Linked DNA regions of Homo sapiens: region 2 is linked to region 1. A link is a loop called in an ENCODE intact Hi-C map of the cell type or tissue named here. Cell type or tissue: endothelial cell of umbilical vein. All regions are shown on one strand. Links, peaks and the distances in the headings refer to the core of each region. The heading gives the core; the rest is flanking DNA.

Region 1 (7,827 bases), core at 1,948-4,447:
CCAGCGCCGCGCAGGGCTCCGGCGGTGAGAGCTGCGCAGCGCTGGCTGCTGGCTGGCCTCGCGGAGACGCCGAACGGACGCGGCCGGCGCCGGCTTGTGGGCTCGCCGCCTGCAGCCATGACCCTCGCAGCCTGTCCCTCGGCCTCGGCCCGGGACGTCTAAAATCCCACACAGTCGCGCGCAGCTGCTGGAGAGCCGGCCGCTGCCCCCTCGTCGCCGCATCACACTCCCGTCCCGGGAGCTGGGAGCAGCGCGGGCAGCCGGCGCCCCCGTGCAAACTGGGGGTGTCTGCCAGAGCAGCCCCAGCCGCTGCCGCTGCTACCCCCGATGCTGGCCATGGCCTGGCGGGGCGCAGGGCCGAGCGTCCCGGGGGCGCCCGGGGGCGTCGGTCTCAGTCTGGGGTTGCTCCTGCAGTTGCTGCTGCTCCTGGGGCCGGCGCGGGGCTTCGGGGACGAGGAAGAGCGGCGCTGCGACCCCATCCGCATCTCCATGTGCCAGAACCTCGGCTACAACGTGACCAAGATGCCCAACCTGGTTGGGCACGAGCTGCAGACGGACGCCGAGCTGCAGCTGACAACTTTCACACCGCTCATCCAGTACGGCTGCTCCAGCCAGCTGCAGGTGGGCGCCCCCACCCCCACCCCTGGCGGGACCCCTTGGGGAGGGACGCTCCAAACTAACTTTGCAGAGCCCATGCCAAGTTGATCATCCTAGCCCGAAGGAGACAGCTCTCCTGGAAAAGTGATTTCCATCCCCACCCCCACTTTCTCAGGGACTGGAAGCCAAAACGTTGTGTAAGTCATCTGGCCTGGGAAAGAACCCACTCTTACACCCCGCCCTTCCGTTTTTCTCTCTTGCCCACCCATGTCTGGCCCAGACCCCTAACCCCAGTGGAGCTGAGGGTTATCTCTGCCAAGGATTCTGGCCGCCACTGCTCGGTGGGCGAGTGGGAGGGAGCCAGCTGCAGCTAAGACTTGGAGGGAGTGATAAGGAGACCATCCTTCACCGAACTTCCTTCTCCCCACTATTTTTGGGGTGTTATTAAATGAAACACTACTGCACCTTTTTCTGCTGAATAGCCCCTTCTCACGACGTCCCGCAGCGTTTTAGAGGTCATGCATGAAGGAGTGGTTGGGTTGGCTTGAGTTCTTTCTTATCCTCACAGTTGAAGGCACGTTTAATGCTTGGAGGGTGAGAAGAAGCTGCAGGAAGGTGGTTGGTATATTGGAAGAAATTTTTTTGCAGTCATTAAAAAATGTAAAGCATATCTAATGATAGAGAAAATGTTTATTCCACAGTAATAAGAATTTGCATATACAGGGTGATTATAATCCTGCAAAATAAAAAATTTATTGGGATAATAAAAGACTGACAGGAAAATTTTTAAAGTGTTAACATTGGTTATGTTTGGGTTGGTGAGGCTGGGTGATTTTTAGAAATTTAGAAAAGAGAGAAGTTGTGGGAAAAAGTAGACGTTAGTTGTCCAGGCTTCAGAAATCTGGTTTCTGGCCGGGCGCAGTGGCTCACGCCTGTAATCCCAGCACTTTGGGAGGCCGAGGCAGGTGGCTCACGAGGTTAGGAGTTCGAGACCAGCCTGACCAACATGGCGAAATCCTGTCTCTACTAAAAGTACAAAAATTAGCCGGGCGTGGTGGCGTGCGCCTGTAATCCCAGCTACTCAGGAGGCTGAGGCAGGAGAATCGCTTGAACCCAGGAGGCAGAGGTTGCAGTGAGCGGGGATTGCACCATTGCACTCTAGCCTGGGCCACAGGAGCGAAACTCCGTATCAAAAAAAAAAAGAAAAGAAAAGAAATCTGTGGTTCTGGCTGTAACTTCTGAGAGATAATAAACAGACATACAGCTTACTTACTAGGTGCATGTTTTTACATAGGTCATTTTAAAACTTGGTTTGTGGTTTTGGAAAGATGGTGGGGATTAGACCTGTTGCTGCTAAAATATCCCTTTGGAAGTTTCAGAACTTTAGAACTAGGTTATAAAAGCTTAAGAAATGATCCTCCAGCTCTCAGTTTGGAAACAGCACATATCCTGACATCAGTGGCAATTTGTTGGAGAAACAGCTTTTGCAGGGATATATATTTTTAATTACATGTATCCTGGGGAAAGCGGCCAAGCTGTTTTGAAGGACAAGACTGGATCCCTTTACATGCTGGAAAATAGTTACTTGTAACTCTAGACTTCATAGACAACATCTGTAAGGAGCCAAGCAGACTGTTTATCAATGCTGGAGGAATTGAGGACAGCAACTGGACTCTCCCCTGCTGGTACTGCAGTTTCAGCGACTTAACATTTACATTTTCCTATTGTGCTTCATTATTATTCATTGAGGAAACCTGGCCAAACAAATCCCTAGTGACCAGAGACCTCAATCTGCATCCCATCCTTGAGTCTAACAGTGTCTCATTTGGGCCATTTTTTGTTTCAGTATGGGACTAGTTTAAACAAATTTTTAAGGGATAAATTAGGGAGAAGAGAATACTAACAGGATCTACATTTTTTTTTAACTTTTATTTTTAAAATGATAAAGAAACGGGGATAAAAATAAACCACCTAAATGAGTCATATTAGTTTCTTTAGCTTTTTCAAATAGTTTCTAAAATGGAAGGAGATTGAAAGCCAGTTTTTTAAGATTTATTTCAAGTGTTGTGCAAAGAGGGCTTATGCAATTCTTCAGACCCTATTTATTTTATTTATTTATTTATGTACATTCTTCTGGAAAGGATTACTAAAGCCAAACTAAGAAAAGTATGTAAGTGATGGATTATCAGGCGCCCTTGTTTGAGGTCAGAGTAAACAGACAGACTCCCGATAGGTTGGTTTAAAAGTAGATACCTAGATTGCCTGGAAGCATTCAACTCAGCTTTGTGGGAGCATTTGGTCAAACTTCCAAGTCATTGTTTTTTTTGTGTGTGTTCATTTTGTTACTTTTCCAGTTCTTCCTTTGTTCTGTTTATGTGCCAATGTGCACAGAGAAGATCAACATCCCCATTGGCCCATGCGGCGGCATGTGTCTTTCAGTCAAGAGACGCTGTGAACCCGTCCTGAAGGAATTTGGATTTGCCTGGCCAGAGAGTCTGAACTGCAGCAAATTCCCACCACAGAACGACCACAACCACATGTGCATGGAAGGGCCAGGTGATGAAGAGGTGCCCTTACCTCACAAAACCCCCATCCAGCCTGGGGAAGAGTGTCACTCTGTGGGAACCAATTCTGATCAGTACATCTGGGTGAAAAGGAGCCTGAACTGTGTGCTCAAGTGTGGCTATGATGCTGGCTTATACAGCCGCTCAGCCAAGGAGTTCACTGATATCTGGATGGCTGTGTGGGCCAGCCTGTGTTTCATCTCCACTGCCTTCACAGTACTGACCTTCCTGATCGATTCTTCTAGGTTTTCCTACCCTGAGCGCCCCATCATATTTCTCAGTATGTGCTATAATATTTATAGCATTGCTTATATTGTCAGGCTGACTGTAGGCCGGGAAAGGATATCCTGTGATTTTGAAGAGGCAGCAGAACCTGTTCTCATCCAAGAAGGACTTAAGAACACAGGATGTGCAATAATTTTCTTGCTGATGTACTTTTTTGGAATGGCCAGCTCCATTTGGTGGGTTATTCTGACACTCACTTGGTTTTTGGCAGCAGGACTCAAATGGGGTCATGAAGCCATTGAAATGCACAGCTCTTATTTCCACATTGCAGCCTGGGCCATCCCCGCAGTGAAAACCATTGTCATCTTGATTATGAGACTGGTGGATGCAGATGAACTGACTGGCTTGTGCTATGTTGGAAACCAAAATCTCGATGCCCTCACCGGGTTCGTGGTGGCTCCCCTCTTTACTTATTTGGTCATTGGAACTTTGTTCATTGCTGCAGGTTTGGTGGCCTTGTTCAAAATTCGGTCAAATCTTCAAAAGGATGGGACAAAGACAGACAAGTTAGAAAGACTGATGGTCAAGATTGGGGTGTTCTCAGTACTGTACACAGTTCCTGCAACGTGTGTGATTGCCTGTTATTTTTATGAAATCTCCAACTGGGCACTTTTTCGGTATTCTGCAGATGATTCCAACATGGCTGTTGAAATGTTGAAAATTTTTATGTCTTTGTTGGTGGGCATCACTTCAGGCATGTGGATTTGGTCTGCCAAAACTCTTCACACGTGGCAGAAGTGTTCCAACAGATTGGTGAATTCTGGAAAGGTAAAGAGAGAGAAGAGAGGAAATGGTTGGGTGAAGCCTGGAAAAGGCAGTGAGACTGTGGTATAAGGCTAGTCAGCCTCCATGCTTTCTTCATTTTGAAGGGGGGAATGCCAGCATTTTGGAGGAAATTCTACTAAAAGTTTTATGCAGTGAATCTCAGTTTGAACAAACTAGCAACAATTAAGTGACCCCCGTCAACCCACTGCCTCCCACCCCGACCCCAGCATCAAAAAACCAATGATTTTGCTGCAGACTTTGGAATGATCCAAAATGGAAAAGCCAGTTAGAGGCTTTCAAAGCTGTGAAAAATCAAAACGTTGATCACTTTAGCAGGTTGCAGCTTGGAGCGTGGAGGTCCTGCCTAGATTCCAGGAAGTCCAGGGCGATACTGTTTTCCCCTGCAGGGTGGGATTTGAGCTGTGAGTTGGTAACTAGCAGGGAGAAATATTAACTTTTTTAACCCTTTACCATTTTAAATACTAACTGGGTCTTTCAGATAGCAAAGCAATCTATAAACACTGGAAACGCTGGGTTCAGAAAAGTGTTACAAGAGTTTTATAGTTTGGCTGATGTAACATAAACATCTTCTGTGGTGCGCTGTCTGCTGTTTAGAACTTTGTGGACTGCACTCCCAAGAAGTGGTGTTAGAATCTTTCAGTGCCTTTGTCATAAAACAGTTATTTGAACAAACAAAAGTACTGTACTCACACACATAAGGTATCCAGTGGATTTTTCTTCTCTGTCTTCCTCTCTTAAATTTCAACATCTCTCTTCTTGGCTGCTGCTGTTTTCTTCATTTTATGTTAATGACTCAAAAAAGGTATTTTTATAGAATTTTTGTACTGCAGCATGCTTAAAGAGGGGAAAAGGAAGGGTGATTCACTTTCTGACAATCACTTAATTCAGAGGAAAATGAGATTTACTAAGTTGACTTACCTGACGGACCCCAGAGACCTATTGCATTGAGCAGTGGGGACTTAATATATTTTACTTGTGTGATTGCATCTATGCAGACGCCAGTCTGGAAGAGCTGAAATGTTAAGTTTCTTGGCAACTTTGCATTCACACAGATTAGCTGTGTAATTTTTGTGTGTCAATTACAATTAAAAGCACATTGTTGGACCATGACATAGTATACTCAACTGACTTTAAAACTATGGTCAACTTCAACTTGCATTCTCAGAATGATAGTGCCTTTAAAAATTTTTTTATTTTTTAAAGCATAAGAATGTTATCAGAATCTGGTCTACTTAGGACAATGGAGACTTTTTCAGTTTTATAAAGGGAACTGAGGACAGCTAATCCAACTACTTGGTGCGTAATTGTTTCCTAGTAATTGGCAAAGGCTCCTTGTAAGATTTCACTGGAGGCAGTGTGGCCTGGAGTATTTATATGGTGCTTAATGAATCTCCAGAATGCCAGCCAGAAGCCTGATTGGTTAGTAGGGAATAAAGTGTAGACCATATGAAATGAACTGCAAACTCTAATAGCCCAGGTCTTAATTGCCTTTAGCAGAGGTATCCAAAGCTTTTAAAATTTATGCATACGTTCTTCACAAGGGGGTACCCCCAGCAGCCTCTCGAAAATTGCACTTCTCTTAAAACTGTAACTGGCCTTTCTCTTACCTTGCCTTAGGCGTTCTAATCATGAGATCTTGGGGACAAATTGACTATGTCACAGGTTGCTCTCCTTGTAACTCATACCTGTCTGCTTCAGCAACTGCTTTGCAATGACATTTATTTATTAATTCATGCCTTAAAAAAATAGGAAGGGAAGCTTTTTTTTTTCTTTTTTTTTTTTTCAATCACACTTTGTGGAAAAACATTTCCAGGGACTCAAAATTCCAAAAAGGTGGTCAAATTCTGGAAGTAAGCATTTCCTCTTTTTTAAAAATTTGGTTTGAGCCTTATGCCCATAGTTTGACATTTCCCTTTCTTCTTTCCTTTTTGTTTTTGTGTGGTTCTTGAGCTCTCTGACATCAAGATGCATGTAAAGTCGATTGTATGTTTTGGAAGGCAAAGTCTTGGCTTTTGAGACTGAAGTTAAGTGGGCACAGGTGGCCCCTGCTGCTGTGCCCAGTCTGAGTACCTTGGCTAGACTCTAGGTCAGGCTCCAGGAGCATGAGAATTGATCCCCAGAAGAACCATTTTAACTCCATCTGATACTCCATTGCCTATGAAATGTAAAATGTGAACTCCCTGTGCTGCTTGTAGACAGTTCCCATAACTGTCCACGGCCCTGGAGCACGCACCCAGGGGCAGAGCCTGCCCTTACTCACGCTCTGCTCTGGTGTCTTGGGAGTTGTGCAGGGACTCTGGCCCAGGCAGGGGAAGGAAGACCAGGCGGTAGGGGACTGGTCTTGCTGTTAGAGTATAGAGGTTTGTAATGCAGTTTTCTTCATAATGTGTCAGTGATTGTGTGACCAAGGCAGCATCTAGCAGAAAGCCAGGCATGGAGTAGGTGATCGATACTTGTCAATGACTAAATAATAACAATAAAAGAGCACTTGGGTGAATCTGGGCACCTGATTTCTGAGTTTTGAGTTCTGGAGCTAGTGTTTTGACAATGCTTTGGGTTTTGACATGCCTTTTCCACAAATCTCTTGCCTTTTCAGGGCAAAGTGTATTTGATCAGAAGTGGCCATTTGGATTAGTAGCCTTAGCAATGCTACAGGGTTATAGGCCTCTCCTTTCACATTCCAGACAATGGAGAGTGTTTATGGTTTCAGGAAAAGAACTTTGTGGCTGAGGGGTCAGTTACCAGTGACCTTCAATCAACTCCATCACTTCTTAAATCGGTATTTGTTAAAAAAATCAGTTATTTTATTTATTGAGTGCCGACTGTAGTAAAGCCCTGAAATAGATAATCTCTGTTCTTCTAACTGATCTAGGATGGGGACGCACCCAGGTCTGCTGAACTTTACTGTTCCTCTGGGAAAGGAGCAGGGACCTCTGGAATTCCCATCTGTTTCACTGTCTCCATTCCATAAATCTCTTCCTGTGTGAGCCACCACACCCAGCCTGGGTCTCTCTACTTTTAACACATCTCTCATCCCTTTCCCAGGATTCCTTCCAAGTCAGTTACAGGTGGTTTTAACAGAAAGCATCAGCTCTGCTTCGTGACAGTCTCTGGAGAAATCCCTTAGGAAGACTATGAGAGTAGGCCACAAGGACATGGGCCCACACATCTGCTTTGGCTTTGCCGGCAATTCAGGGCTTGGGGTATTCCATGTGACTTGTATAGGTATATTTGAGGACAGCATCTTGCTAGAGAAAAGGTGAGGGTTGTTTTTCTTTCTCTGAAACCTACAGTAAATGGGTATGATTGTAGCTTCCTCAGAAATCCCTTGGCCTCCAGAGATTAAACATGGTGCAATGGCACCTCTGTCCAACCTCCTTTCTGGTAGATTCCTTTCTCCTGCTTCATATAGGCCAAACCTCAGGGCAAGGGAACATGGGGGTAGAGTGGTGCTGGCCAGAACCATCTGCTTGAGCTACTTGGTTGATTCATATCCTCTTTCCTTTATGGAGACCCATTTCCTGATCTCTGAGACTGTTGCTGAACTGGCAACTTACTTGGGCCTGAAACTGGAGAAGGGGTGACATTTTTTTAA
Region 2 (7,827 bases), core at 2,596-5,095, 420 kb before region 1:
CAGACCCCGGGCCTGAAATACACATTTTCCTTAAGCACCTCAGGTGATTGTGATACAGGCAGTCTAAGAATCACACATGAAAGGGAAAACTGACAGAAATGGAGAAATAAGGGTAGTGATGACTTTCATGGCCACATACAATGATGGAAAAGTGGGAGAACTCAGTTACGTAGAGAACATTTTCAAAGCCTCTTTAGGGGAAACTTGGCATCTCCCTAAAGTATCAAAGATGGACAATGGAAGAAGAGTTTCAAGAGAGGTGAAGCAGTCACAACCCCTAATCTTCCAAGGTTCCCTATTCCCTTGGGATGTCTCACTTACCATCTCTGCCACCAACATAGACTGGCGGGATTGGTGTAAGAGAGGCTTTCTCCTTTTCCTGAATTCTTTCTGTAAAGCTGGGAAAAAAGAGGCATTCATTGTGGGCTTCAGTAAAGACTTCTAGAAAACACAGAAGAAAGAGACCTTTAACTAAGTAACAGTCAACTTTTCACCCAACTGATTAACAGGCTAAGAGTGAAGACTACGTGCTAAAGCAGACCTTGCTCTGGACCCCTGGACCATTCCTCACTAGTTATAAAATTCTTAATCTATCAGTCTCAGTTTACCCTTCTGTAAAAATGGAGATAATAACTCTTTCCATTTGGGGCTGAGAGTTTTAAAGAAAATATCATATTAAGAATGCCTGAGACCTGATAATTGTCCACAGGTGAGTCAGACATCTTACTGCCTTAAAGTAGAACCCAGAGAGGCCTTGAGAGAAACAGGAGTTCTCGATCCTTCCTGCTAAAAGCCTCTGAGAACCCTGCCTCTTCCATGAATTACATGTAGTGAGAGTATCTTCGGAGAGCTCTCACCTACATACTGGACCATTTCCTATAGATTAAATTGACTTCTCCTTTCAGGATATGAATCAATAAAGCTGACTTAGCACAAAAGAGACACAGTTATATAGTAGCAGTTGGGGTACAGTTTATAACAGCACCTCCAAGCCCATAATCATGCCTGGTCTAGAACACGCCCCACTCTATTTACTGGACACAGGCCTCAAGGACAGACACTGTGTCTGGTTCTCCTTTATGTATCATTCTTTCCAAAAATACTGGTATAGCAATTGAGGTAGCAATTAGCCAGGAAAAAAAAAAAGGTAAAATTTTTATGAATCTTGATAAAGATTTTACTTTCCTGCCTAAGTGGAGCATTCTGTATCTGATCAAGCCATCTCAGGTGTGTGAGGATGATATAAGGCCACCAGGTCCTCATTATCAACATCAGTTCTCCCTGCCTGATAACATAGCTGGAGGGGAAAACTGCACTGAAGCTGTATTAACAATGGGACAGCTCTGCGATACTGATTGTTTAGACTAAACCCCTGAAATTCTATTATTTTCTCGTCATTTGCCTCTCCCAAGGGCTAAGAAGAATCACAGTGGATTGTGAGTTGGAGTTCCATAGTCCAAGTTGATTAAGGTTTTGAAACCCAGATCTCATTCATCTGCCTTTCTTTCCGTCATGGCTCAGCGAAAGCAGAGATATGGGACCTACAGATTTCCACCCTCCTAGAGCCTAACTGTCTCCCATGATTCTCCAAGCATTATCTTACTTCTGTTCTAAAGAGAGAAAGAGTTTTCTCCATAGGATTTTAATGGATTTAGACCAGAAATTGGTATGCAACATGCAGTCCCAGATATGCGAGCAGTGAGACAGATCAACATGTCATTTCATTTGGCTATAATTTAATTACGGGCAGAAATTCTTTCCAGTTATGTGTTTCCCATATCCCCTTGATGTTTAGCATGTAAGGACAACTTTATTTGGATGGGAAAACATTTTCAAGAAGAGCTTCTGAAAAATCAGGCTTGGAAACAATTGAGGTGTTGGCAGGAAATTGCTTCCGAGGTCTGAGTAGCTCCGTCCTTAACATATACCTTTTAGTGAACAAACATTAGTCAAAGCCTGCTATGCCGATGGCACCATGCTGGGTGCTGGGAGCCCAGGACAAGCAGGACCCTGCCGCATGAGGGAGCTTATATTTCAATTAAGAAGCAACACTAAAACACTGTTTACATTAATAAATGTAGTAGAAATTATGGTAAATATTGTGAAGAAAAGTACAAGGAGTACAAGAGAAATTGGTTTCGCTCTGCAGGAATCAGGGATAGTTCTTTGAGGAAGAGACATTTAAATCAGGATTTAAAAGATGAGGAGGCATTAGCCTGGAGTGACACAGAGAATGCTTTAGAATAAAAGAATACCATGAGCAAAAGGTGGTATTCCTAAGGTGGAAAAGAGCAAATCGGGGAGTCAAAAGATCAGTGTGGCTAAAGCAGAGTGAGGGCAGACAGTCGCTCCCATGCAGTGGTGAAGTTAAGGATTTGGGCCATTATCCTAAAAGCAATGGGAAACCATGAAAGGGCTTCCAGGGAATGATCGACATCATTAACTTTGGTTTTGTTTTGTTTTGTTTTGTTTTTTTTTGAGACAGAGTCTTGCTCTGTCACCCAGGCTGGAGTACAATGTCACGATCTCAGCTCACTGCAACCTCCGCCTCCCGGGTTAAAGCAATTCTCCTGCCTCAGCCTCCCGAGTAGCTGGGACTACAGGCGCTTGCCACTACACCTGGCTAATTTTTGTACTTTTAGTAGAGACGGGGTTTCACCATGTTGGCCAGGCTGGTCTTGAACTCCTGACCTCAAATGATCCACTTGCCTCCGCCTCCCAAAGTGTTGGGATTACAGGCGTGAGCCACTGTCCGTGGTCTAACCTTGTATTTTTTAATGATAATTTTGGCTATTGTGTAGTGAATAGGCTGGAGAGAAGCGAGAGGTTTCTGGGAGGCCAGTTAGGAGGCATTGCTGTAATCTAGGAGAATAATCTACATGTGCTCCCAAGCACCAGGACATCGAAGGAAAATGCTGTTCAGTTGTTGGCATCTTTTGAAAAACTAATAATTAACTCTTCCACCTGTGGGAAGAAAAATTCAATTCAATTAGAATCTAGTTAACTAGAGCTTCAGGAACTACTGGGGGAGGAGCTGCATGCTGCCCATCAGGCCAGAGCTATGTGACCTGTAGACAGGTTTTCAGTGTGAGACCCAGTATCCACAGAATCCCCATTAGGGCTTGCGTAACCAGCTGCAGGCTGTCTCCAATCACTCCTGGCAGGGCAGATACTGCCTGGTGACTTGAACACAGCTCTTGCCTTTGAACCAGTGAAGAGACAGTAGGCAGAGGAGGAAGAGGAATGGGTGGAGACAGGAGTTCGAGTCGGATACTAAGGTGAAGCCATGTATGAGCCCTGTGACCTTGCACAGCTGCTACCCTCTTCTGCACCAGTTTCTTCACCTTACTGCAGACTGGGACTAATATACCTGCCTTATCAGATTTTCTGAGGATTAATTTAAAGTAAATGAGTTAGAGTGCATAAAGCATTATTTAGTAGAAAACCCGGCCCTGAGAAGTTCTCAGTAATGGATAGTTGCTGATTTTTTTAGCTGGGCGATACCATAGACTGCCAGGGAATTTGGACCCAGGCTCAGGTTTGAATCTCACCTCTACCACTTAGTCTTTGTGACTTTGTAAATAAAGTTAATAAAATTCCCTGGGTCTCGGTTTCCTGAAATGTTCAAATGGCGATAATAAAACCTATTGGAAAAGGTGGTCATGGAGATTAAATGAGTTAATGTGATTCACTTTTATTTCTGTTTCTACTTCCCCATAGGGAGGTGCATATGAGCAGCCTTTTCTCAAAGCCAGAGGGGGAGATGCCAAGGCAGTGAGTGGAGGGAAGTGAAATGAGACAAATATGAGTGCAGATAAGAGGACTTAGAGGCAGGCAGGTAACACCCTCACTCCATACATGCATCTGTCTGCACAAAGAGGAGACGATCATTCAGAGTGAAGCTGAATCATTCTGCCAGATCTCCCTGGGGAGAGACTAATTAGCATTTAAAGGGATGCTGGAAATGGATATCACTGATAAGGTAAAACCTTGCCATTCAGAGCTCTGCACTAAAAATGTGCATCCTGCTCTGACAAGGAAAGAAAGGAAACCTCCACAAATCACTTTCCTGTTTTTCGACTGAGGAAGGGTGGCTTGCACTTACTCTGACAGCTCCAGACTTGTCAGGGAAATGCAAGCTTGCTCTGGACAGGGCACTTTGTTTGCTGATTCAACACAGTCATGGAACACCCACTATGTGCCAGGCACCTTGCTGTAGATGAGGGAGACATGATGTGAACCTCAAGGAATTCGCAAGGGCAAGGGGAGACAGCACGATGTGGCGTGGTAAGGGCCTTAGGGGCAGTACACTGAGCTGCAGCAGCCCAGACATAGTGGAGACTTTTTCAACAGGGAACATTTGAGCAGTAACTGAAATTAATAGCAGGAGAAGAAAAGGCAAAATGGGCATTCAGAGCTTGGCATCACACAAACATTATCTCTGAGTTGGGAAGAAAGACAATGTAAGTGGAGAAAGCAGTGTAGGCAAATGCAGAGAGGTGTGGAAGGTGATCTCCACCTGAGCTGAGCCATACAACAACCCCAAAATGAAAAGTCAGCTTGCAAATCACAATTGGACGAAGAGTAACAAGATAATTCTTCATGCCCAGGAAGGTTAGGAATGAGATCAATCCAAAGAATGGCAGAGCTGGAGGGGTCCATAAACTAACTGGTCATTCTCTCAAATGAGGAAAAACTTACAATCAGAGAGGTAAGGACTCGTGCTCAGTATTACACACCCCCTAAGTGACAAAGCCAGGACTGGAAGTCAGATTTCCTCTTTACCACCCAGGCCTGGATCCCTTCCTCTGCACTAAAGCAAGGGTCCCTGGGGCAAAGATATCCAGCCAGGCCAACAAACTGGGAGTTGTACTGTGCACTAACAGCCCTGAGTCAACAATACCCTCTAGACCTTTTGTTCATATCAAGGGCTGGGAGGGGGAGAAAGGATGAAATGCAAGCCCAGACTCACTCAAGACCCAAACTACCAACCAATTTTCAAAGGAAAAACAAAGGCTTAGACAACACTTTATATTGGAAGCAATCTAAGTATCCAATACTAGCAGAATGATTAAATAAACAATAATAAATCCATTCAATTGTTCCTCAGCTATCAAAATTTTTCAAATATAATAACATTAAAATACCTATTAAATAATAATCAAGAGAAAAAGACATAAAACCATTAAAAATATATTAATACTGTCTAAAAGACAAAAATAGAATAAAAAACAGTAAAGGCAAACCAAAAATGTTGGTAAAAGGCTGTTTTGGTAAATAATGATAAATTAAAAGTGATTTTAAAATTTTAACTAGCTTTTTCAAATTGTCTTTAATTAGCTTATTATACCTGTGTAATACTAAGCTCTACTCAGCATATATACATAAATTACTATGTATAGAAAGAGATATGTAAATTATATTTCTCATTTTACACTCTTCCATTGAAAATGGCAGACTAGCTATGTTTGAGGTCAGCTAAGCCAATGGGCAATCAGTGTGCATCTATCTGCTGTGTGCCCAGAATTGTGCCACGCACTATGGAATATAGAAAAAAATTAGAAGATACACAACTGTACTCAAAAGTCTTAGAGAAATAAGATTGGCACAAGTGCAGAGTCTGGTGTATAGTAAGTCTCCCTTAACTACCCGTTGAATGAATGAAGATAGGTCCATGTGCAGGATTGTCTCTGATCAACTCAGCAGCATCCTCACTCCGTCTACTTAGGGCAATCATCTGGAACTTCTTTTCCAAGAATCTCTTTCCAGTATAGTTCTGGGTCAGTTCTGTCAAGGAGAGGCACTTGAAAGAGTTTTGGAAGACCAAAATGAAGTCATTATTTCCCAGGGGCAGCTGTTTGCAGGCATGTGGGCACTGGTGGAAGGCAGATGTTTGGAATATCACCCTGAGAATCATCCTTTTTGGTGGTGAAAAATGTTGAATCACCAATTATATCCCTTATCACCTCTGGGTAGCCTCCTGAGAATTACTCACTTTGGAGAGGCAGCTGCTGAGATTAGTGGAGCAGCTTCCCGAGACCTCTGCCTTTTTTGATTTTCTGAAAGCAGAAATCTCCATCTTCCAGTGGCCACAGAAATCTCGAATTCCCTGTATTAAGCCTCTTCCTACTTGAAATACCTACAGCAGCTTCTGTTCTAACCAAACCCTGACTGACTAATATGGACTACACATAATGAAATGCAAGAATGAGTGGACCTTGGTATTCTACAAGGAATATTCTACAAGGTATTCTACAAGGAGTGCTGGCAAAGTCTGAATCATGTGGTCCATTCTGAGCTAGATGAACCAACCAGATGAGTGGGTTACTTGTGTGTGAAGGAATAATTCTCCTTCCTGCTTCCCTTCAATTCTTTCCTCACTCATTCAAATTTCTTTCTCAAAGGCTTCTGCCTCTTTACCATTAGAAGAGCTAAGAAAATCATGTACTGGCTTTTTTTTAAAAAAAACTAATGCTAATAAATATTGATTCTCCCCAGGAGGATCTCATTTGGGAAAATTAACAGTTTGGTTTCCTGGCAGTGGTAGTCAGCATCCTGCAATAAGCCTAAAGGAAATCCTTACCAAGTCATTGAGACAACTCCAGTACAGGACACCTATTTCCTGTGATCCCTTCCAGATGAATCCAGCACCAGCAACCACAGAGGCCATGGAAGGATCACACAAAGCCCATCCAGTCTGGGAAATTCACTCAAAGACAAGGGCAGGTTGGGCCATCTCATTCATATGCATTACCCATTCTTTCAATCCACTTGTGTTAAATATATAGTATGTGCCAAGCACTGGTGGTTGGCAATAGAGACATGATGGCAGCAAGCCATGGTCCCCATCCTTGAGGAACTCAGCTATTCTAAGGCAACAACAAATGCTAATATTGTAATCATAGAAGGACGCTTCTTTTAGAGTCAAATAGTATTTTAACCTAAGTGCTGTTATAAAAATATAACTATCAATAAAAGCCAAGTGACTAAAGGTTGAGTGTGGAATGGAGGCAATTTTACTTCCAGGAAGGAAACATCCAGCAGACAGCTGAGGTTCTGAAAGAGGAGGTTTGGGGAAAAGAAAATGGAATTGGTCTTTTAAAGCCAATTGGTTCTAATAATTTGTCTTTTAAACTACAACATTCTCTGTCCCATTTAGGAAAGCAAAGCTTCCGCACACTGCCGATGGGCTGGTGACATTTGGAGTTACCCCTCAGGTGCATAAGTGCCAAGATGGCTGCGGTGGTCTCTACTGCGTACAGATGCATCCACCTTGAGTCTGTGGCTTCCAGTTGCTTTTGCTCCCTACCTTGAGTCATCTAACTTGGGATTATGGCTCCCAGTTGTCATTTTATCGGAAGTCAGTTTGCATGGTTGGCAGCAGTTTAGATAGCTCATTAACAGACTAACAATATAATTTATCATCCCAATCAGGACATTGTTGAAAGTAAAAGAATATAATCCTAGTAATTACAATAAAACAAGGCAAGAGCTGGAACCCAAGACTGCACCAAGGAGGGCAGCCACCTATCTAAAGGAGAAGCAAAGAGGTCACACATGTGTTGAGCTTCTGTGTGACATTCTACCAGCTGTTTACATTTGCCTTCTCTCATTTAATCCTGATAACAACTATATAGTGTAGATGTTACTTATTCAAATTTTACAAAAAAGGACCCATGGCCCAGTTAATTAAGGCATGAAGGAAGTCTTCCCAAAGGAGGTGACTCAATGAGAATATAAAGAATGAGTAGGAATTGGCTAGGAAAAGGATCAGGACTAAAGCATAGAAAAATAACATATGCGTAGGAATAGTAATGTGAAATAACT

What was found. Peaks named below come from ENCODE experiments on the same cell type or tissue, not always from the same donor. Only the 100,000 strongest peaks of a DNase experiment are listed, where the experiment ranks them.
Region 2: a loop joins it to region 1, with 4 times the contacts of the local background. A loop is called at or near these places in 2 of 110 quality-filtered maps.

Annotation. Positions count from the first base shown.
Region 1 is chr11:86,947,595-86,955,421 of GRCh38, reverse strand. It overlaps FZD4 (frizzled class receptor 4), which reads left to right and starts at 27. Exons shown (of 2, transcript NM_012193.4): 1 at 27-621; 2 at 2,952-7,827. The coding sequence starts at 337. The coding sequence ends at 4,280. It also overlaps a transcript of PRSS23 not described here. RefSeq lists silencers at 1-169, 300-349. In endothelial cell of umbilical vein, for the core only: no CTCF peak of the experiment used is centred there; DNase peaks (open chromatin) are centred at 2,251, 2,931 and 3,501; H3K4me3 peaks cover 1,312 bases; H3K27ac peaks cover 1,976 bases.
Region 2 is chr11:87,365,363-87,373,189 of GRCh38, reverse strand. All of the region lies in intron 2 of LOC107984361 (a long non-coding RNA gene), which reads right to left. Among named protein-coding and RNA genes, the nearest start is that of TMEM135, 330 kb to the right of the region's middle. In endothelial cell of umbilical vein, for the core only: no CTCF peak of the experiment used is centred there; DNase peaks (open chromatin) are centred at 3,999 and 4,849; H3K27ac peaks cover 2,299 bases.